Regions from separate parts of the Homo sapiens genome. Here region 1 is linked to region 2. A link is a contact called in ENCODE Hi-C or POLR2A ChIA-PET data. All regions are on one chromosome and are shown on one strand. The core of a region is the stretch at or near the end of the contact, and the rest is flanking DNA. Distances in the headings are between cores, read along the strand shown.

The links. Hi-C counts contacts between places; a loop is a spot of excess contacts on that map. ChIA-PET counts read pairs that join two places held with the same protein, here RNA polymerase II (POLR2A). Pooled maps may share reads with other maps.
Region 1: a map of PC-9 shows a loop between it and region 2 (9-fold over the local background). The contact joins two enhancer-like sites. A Hi-C loop is called at or near these places in 1 of 168 maps with a recorded cell type or tissue (PC-9) and 4 of 50 pooled maps. POLR2A ChIA-PET finds 5 or more read pairs at or near these places in 1 of 52 experiments (BJ).

What each region holds. Positions count from the first base shown.
Region 1 is chr2:67,845,203-67,848,782 of GRCh38, reverse strand. No RefSeq gene overlaps it. Among named protein-coding and RNA genes, the nearest start is that of LINC01812, 21 kb to the right of the region's middle. Within about 2 kb of position 2,287, at least 13 of the 41 ENCODE cell types and tissues checked have a DNase peak (open chromatin) inside an H3K27ac peak, as active enhancers do.
Region 2 is chr2:65,575,205-65,578,811 of GRCh38, reverse strand. No RefSeq gene overlaps it. Among named protein-coding and RNA genes, the nearest start is that of LINC03050, 25 kb to the left of the region's middle. RefSeq lists enhancers at 1,464-1,963, 1,183-2,382. Within about 2 kb of position 1,676, at least 8 of the 41 ENCODE cell types and tissues checked have a DNase peak (open chromatin) inside an H3K27ac peak, as active enhancers do.

The DNA.
Region 1 (3,580 bases), core at 1,038-3,537, 2.3 Mb before region 2:
CTAGCTCCTGGAAACGCTGTCTGTTGGTCTATGCTGATTCACAAGCCCCTACAAGAGCAGAGTTGGACTCAGCTTCTGCTAATGAGCAGAGGAATTGCTTGCGAATACAATGCTGGGATTATAAGGTGCTGGCAGCCATGCCAGAATAATAAGGCCAGATGGAAAATCATACTAGTAAATATCTTCGGTGAATATCCTGTCCCACTCCAGTGCCCTCCAAATACCGTAGCCCAGATCTACAGTTCATGTGGTGGGATTGCAGCCTCTCTTTCCCAGAGCCATCATTTCTGTCTGTGGGGAGAATGATGAGGGTCTTGGGTACTACTCCAAATTTTTCTCTGTGTAGCTATTCAGCAGGAGCCCATATTTGTTCCAACTTGTGACCAAAATCCTTGTTTGCTTGAGTTTTTTTTTTCCTCTAGCAATTTCATCTGTAATCTCAAAGATGAACGTTGCAATTTGCTGGGCTAATCTAATCCACCTTTGGCTTAACAATACCCTGTACTGGAAGAGGCCTAGAGGGCACCAGGCACTTGTTGGCTCACTGTGTCTTTATATTATAGGAGCACCCTCTTGACATTTGCCTTTGGGCCTTGTAGAGTTATACCCACTTTTGACATAATTTTAAGGCTAAATTTCAGGGAGAAATTTCAGAAAGATTCCTATAATCCTTGAATTGCTGTCCCTTCAAAGAGGTAGTTAATCTTTCAGTGGTATCTTGGCACATTCCTGGGACCAAAATAAGCAGGACAGATCTGAGACAGCAGACCCAGGGAAGAGGAAAATTCTCTGCTGGTCTTCCTCTTATGGGTGGGTGGGTTTGGTGGTCGTGGGCCAGATCTGAGTATGTTTATCAAAGGCAGCTGCTGGTGCAATTTAAACTGAATTCAGAAATTAGGATGGCAACGTTGCCACCATTAGTGAGTTTTCAGTGGGTTGTCTAAATGCTATGGTAAGTTGGTGGTCTGACTATATTTAGGGCCACATATTACTCACATAATCCTATTTATCTTACATATCCCAAATTTGCTTAAAAACCGGGATTGAGTAGGTAGGTGAAGTTGTGAGAGGAGGGAAAAAGTAAATGTCTTCTGTCTAATGACCTGAAAACAAATTTGCAAGATGGTTCTGGTAGAAGGAATTTTTTCCTCTTGGAATTACTTGTAGTTAAATACACAAAGAGTATAGCCAGAAGGAAGGGGTTTGTAAAGATAAAATACATATTTCCTTTTGAAACCTTTTTTTTTTTTTTCAACATATGTGACCTTAACCCAAACCCTAGTCTTTACTTCCATTTTGCTGAGATTTAAATAAAACAAACTAAAATTTGCAGGGAAGCCTGCCATAGTGTGTGTGTATTTTTTTTTTTTTAACTTTCCCCTTTTTTCAGGAGATTCTGGTAAATGAATTGAATAAATGTACTTAAGAAAAAAATCAACTCAGCTGGCACAAATCACTAATATCATGGGCTAAAGATTTCACTATTTTTTACAAGCCTTAATAATTATATAACTGTCTAGACAGCACTGTCCAGTAGAAATATGATCTAATGTGTATGATGCATAATTTAAAATTTTCTAGCAGCCACATTAAAAAAGGTGAAATTGACTTTAATATATTTAATTTACCCCAATTTATCCCAAATACTATCATTTCAACATGTGGTCAATGTGAAAAATCAATGAGATATTTTATACATTTTTTTTTTTTTTTTTTTTTTTTTTTTTACAGAATATCCCAATTTGGACTAGCCACATTTTAAGTGGCCAATAGCCACTCGTGGCTGGTGACTCCTGTATTGGACAGAGTAAGTCTAGAGGGCAGAGATCGTATCTGATTTACTCTATTCCCTTCCCAGTTTAACAAACCAGTGCCTAAATAACTGATTATTATTATTATTTTTTAAAGGACTGATTTTTGATCATGAGTGTTTTAGAGTGCTAATGTCTCGTTAGACGTTCTGGGAATAGAGCTGGTCAACTAGAAAAAGGAAAAGTTGTTCTCCAGAGACCCAGGCTTTTTGAATAGAAGAAGAAATGTCCCTAGAAGAAATGTCAGGCTGTGGGTTCCACGTTTTCTGGAAGTTACCCCCTTGCAAACAGGCAGGTTCAAGGCATCCATTTTTTTTTCTACCCGTAGGGGGAGCTCTTGGCCCTTTACTCTTAATAAATTCCAAGTCTGGTTCTCAGAGGCCGGCAGTTTGGAGTTCTTTCACCTGGGTCTGTGGAGAGGTTGTTTTTGGCTTCAAACCAGCAGTGCTTTCGCAATCTCCACACGTTACGGCTGCTGAAATGCGAGGACACCAGCCGGGTGGCGGCTTGAGTCTTGTGATTCCCAGGCAGTCCGGCGAAATGATAAACAAAAGTCTTTTGTGCAATATTAATAAGCTTTAAGCACTCCCCAGCCGAGCCCCTTGTCATCCAAGTAAGTCATGTGTATCAAAAGCCCTTATATGTGAAAGTTTGTTTTCATATCTGGCCAGCGTTGAATGGGAGCCCCCTTTGCCATGTTGTAAAACAAACATTTGTTTATTTTGTGAACAGTGCTGGCAGTATGATACAGGAACTGGGGGCTGAATGGAGAGACCCCTTTCCAAGGAGGCGCCTTTGAAAACCTTTTTGCTGGACCATTCCAACTGTCAACTGATCTTGAGTTCTGTTTACATTAAGACAATAACAGTGTTTCCTAAATAAATAAGTTAGGGACACCCGTGGGCCTTAATGAAACCCCATAAATGGGATGGAGGGGTGGGAGTGGGGAAGGAGTTTTTGTGCTGTGCAGAAACAATGGCCAGTTCATCTTACGGTGTCCCCAAGGCTTGTGTTTTTAAGACAGAAGGGGGCCTTTGTGTTAATTACACTGATAAAAACTCCCCTGGCAGGGCTTCCCCTGGACCGGTGGCATAAAAGATGTGACATTTCGCCCGTGTGAATGCCACACTGCCAAACAGACATTTTCTTAAGCAGAGAAGGCCAGCCCCCACCCCCTCTTCCTCACCAGTTGATCAGCTAACCTCTCCTGGTGTGTAGAGAAAATAAATAAAAACTGTAAGACTAAACCATCTGCTGCTGGGGGTGTCTGGCTTCTTTCTTAGTTGGGTTGGAGCTTCCAGGAATCCATCCATTTTGGTTTCTGAACGGTCCAAGTTGTCCTCAGGTAGGATGGACATAGAGGCAGACGGCTTGTAGTGGAGGAGGAGATGTTGCCCTGAGAGTTTGGGTTTCAGTGGGTTTTCCTGGGAAGCAGGAATTTCAGCTTGTTACTGGAAGTTACATTTCTGAGCAAAAGACGTATGCTAGGTGAAGACTGAAGGCTGAAGATGAGGAACCAGCAGGGCTCACTGCTTGTAAATTAGAAAATAATTTTCTAAATACTATGGTACTGCCATACAAAGTCGCTAAAATAGAGACTGTCATACAAATATTTTCAATTATAAGGATTTCTTATTTGTTCCACAGAAACATATTTAATATACATTTAATGTTAACATTCATATAATTTCATAACTTGCTTTTTTTTAGGTTAGTATTTTTTGATGGGCATTTTCTCCAACTTGCCACCTAATTTTTATAATGATCAT
Region 2 (3,607 bases), core at 427-2,926:
AACCCCATCTCTACAAAAAATGCAAAAATTAGGTAGGTGTGGTGATGTGCCCGTAGTCCCAGTTACCCAGGAGGCTGAGCTGAGAGGATTGCTTGAGCCCAGGAGGCGGAGGTTGCAGGGAGCCATGATGATACCACTGCACTCCAGCCTGGCTGACAGAGTGAGACCTTGTCTCAAAAACACATACACACACCTGTAATCCCAGCACTTTGGGAGGCTGAGGAGGGTGGATCACGAGTTCAGGAGTTGAAGATCAGCCTGGCCAAGATAGTGAAACCCCGTCTCTACTAAAAATACAAAACATTAGCCAGGCATGATGGTGGGCGCCTGTAATCCCAGCTACTCAGGAAGCTGAGGCAGAGAATTGCTCGAACCCGGGAGGCAGAGGTTGCAGTGAGCCGAGATTGCACCACTGCACTCCAGCCTGGGTGACAGAGTGAAACTCCGTATCAAAAAAAAAAAAAAAAAAGATTTACCATCTTAAATTTTTTTTTTTTTTTTTTGAGATGGAGTCTCACTCTGTCGCCCAGGCTAGAGTGCAGTGGTGCAATTTCAGCTCACAGCAACCTCTGCCTCCCGGGTTCAAGTGGTTCTCCTACCCCAGCCTCCTGAGTAGCTAGGATTACAGGCGCGCACCACGCCCAGCTAATTTTTGTATTTTGTAGTAGAGACGGGGTTTCTCCATGTTGGCCAGGCTGGTCTCGAACTCCTGACCTCAAGCAATCTGCCTGTCTCGACCTCTGAAAGTGCTGGGATTACAGGCATGAGCCACCACACCTAGCCCATTTAACCACTTTTAAGTATGCAGTACATTAATGTTAATTATGTACATTGCTGCGCGGCAGATCTCTAGAACTTTTTTATCTCGCAAAACTGAAATTTTATACCCACTGAACAACATCTCTTCTTTTCCTCCTCCCTTCAGCCTCAGGCAACCACCACTCTACCTCTACTTTCTGTTTCTAAGAGTCTGACTGTTTTGGATACCTCATATAAGAGGACTTATGCAGCATTTGTCTTGCTGCAACTAGCTGGTTCCACTTAGCATAGTGTCCTCCACATTCATCCATCTCTACTAAAATTACAAAAATTAGCTGGGCATTGTGGCAGGCGCCTGTAATCCCAGCTACTCAGGAGGCTGAGGTAGGAGAATCGCTTGAACCTACATCCTTGTAGCCTATGACAGGATTTCCTTAAGGCTGAATAATATTCCATTGTATATATGATGGATGATCTTGCTACATCATTTTACTGCTGAAAGGTGAATGGACTTGTGAAAATACCACTGTGTTGGCCGGGCACGGTGGTTCACACCTGCAATCCCAGCACTCTGGGAGGCCGAGGTGGGTGGATCACCTGAGGTCAGGAATTTGAGACCAGCCTGGCCAACATGGTGAAACCCCATCTCTTCTAAAAATACAAAAATTAGCTGGGCATGGTGGTGGATGCCTGTAATGCCAGCTACTTGGGAGGCTGAGGCAGGAGAATCTCTTGAACCCGGAAGGCAGAGGTTGCCGTGAGCTGAGATCGCACCATCGCACTCCAAGAGCGAAACTCTGTCTAAAAAAAAAAAAAAGAAAGAAAGAAAAAGAAAATTCCACTGTGTTGATTCAGTTCCTGCCCACAGAGAAAGAGACATTGCCTCTGACCAACTCAAATATCCGAGTTATGAGTCATTCGTTTGTCATTGATTTATTTACATATCAGGATCTACCAGTCCCAGTGTCCTGAATGCACGAGAGAAGATAGACTGAGTCCCTGCCTTCCCAGGATCTCCAGCCCAGTGGGGGCCAAACACACACCAACGAGCCCCAAAATGCCCAGCAAATGCCATAGTGAGAAGAGCCAGGGTGTGGAGAGTTTACAAGGAGAAGGCAGCCCACTGGGCTTGTGAGAGAGGCTAGGGAGGGGCTCACCAGGCACTGAGAGAGGGGAGCAATGGCAGGTACAGAAATCCAGAAAAGCCAAGAGAACAAGCCTGTTGTGACGTAAAAGCAAGTACACAGTGCCTACAAAGCATCCTTGCCCAAAAAAGAACTTAGATCTAATCAAATCTCTAGGTCAGAGTCTCTCAACCTCAGCAATACAGACATTTTGGGCCAGATAATTCTATGTTGCAAAGGAAAGAGTGCTCTCTTATATACTATAGGGGATTTAGCAGCATCCTTGGTCTCTATCCATTGGGTGCCAGGAGCACCCATCCAGTTGTAGCAACCAAAAATGTCTCCAGATATTGCCAAATATCCCTTCAGGAGCTAAATTGCCCCCAGTGGGAACCACTGCTATACTTGGGAAGTTTAATGTAGTGATGGGTTCAGGAGTGGCTGGATCAGGGCTCTGGCTCTGCATTTCTTTCATCAATTGCCTTCTCTCCTGTGTCAGCATCATCTCAAATCTAGCTTTGTTCAAGATACCAAGTGGTTGCTACAGCTCCAGACCTCACAGCTATGTATACTGACCAGACAAAGAGTTTCTTCTCCCACAGTCACTGAGCAAAGGCCTGACTTCGTACTAATTGTGCTAACCTAAACCTGTCCCCTTTCCTATCTCAATCACTGTTGTCAGGGGAAAGCTCCTTACTTCCTGGCTTGAGTTCACATTAAGTGTCTATCCCTGAATTAGTTCATTTACTTCTAACTCATATTAGTCCAGGCGTGGTGGCTCACGCCTATAATCCCAACACTTTGGGAGGCTGAGGTGGGTGGATCACCTGAGGTCAGGAGCTCGAGACCAGCTTGGCCAACATGGTAAAACCCCGTCTCTACTAAAATTACAAAAATTAGCTGGGCATTGTGGCAGGTGCCTGTAATCCCAGCTACTCGAGAGGCTAAGGTAGGAGAATCGCTTGAACCCAGGAGGCGGATGTTGCAGTGAGCCGAGATTGCACCACTGCACTCCAGCCTGGACATCAGAGTGAGACTCCATCTAAAAAAAAAAAAAAAAAAAAAAGACAAAAAATTGAATGCCTACTCTTATAGCCACCTATGTAACCTTACAGTAAATTCTCTTTTCTGTTTAACCTGCTTTAAGGAGGGCTCTGTTATTTTCAACCATTCAACTATTCAACCATTCAACTATTAAGACAAACCACATCTAGAGCATTTGGAGAGGGAACCGTGATGATGAGAGGAGCCCTGAAAGCAGTCCTAATGCAATCAGTACATTGAATAAGCAAGACACCTGATTATAGTGACCAAAACAGCTCATTTGCTCTATCTCTCAACCCTTTCATTTTTACTTACAAAGATATCAGCCTGTTCCTCAGAGGAAAATGTCATCAGTTTTTTTGTTTTTTTGTTTTTTTTTGCCCACTTCTAGGTCAGAGACAATTCTTACGTCACTGTAAATCCCAAACACAGTCTTGACTTCAAAATAAGGATGTCCTGTCAATATAATATTTGGCACACACTTTTTTTGTTTTGTTTTGTTTTTGTTTTTTTTGAGACGAAGTCTCACTCTGTCGCCCAAGCTGGCTGCTCCATGTCTTTCCTGTGGAAACCACTTTTTGAAATTCCCCCAGCGGTCTCAAGCCTGGAGTTAGAATGAGCACTTCCCACTCCTCCCTGAAAAGGGAAGTTGGGGGCCCAAGAGCACAGCAACAACTCTC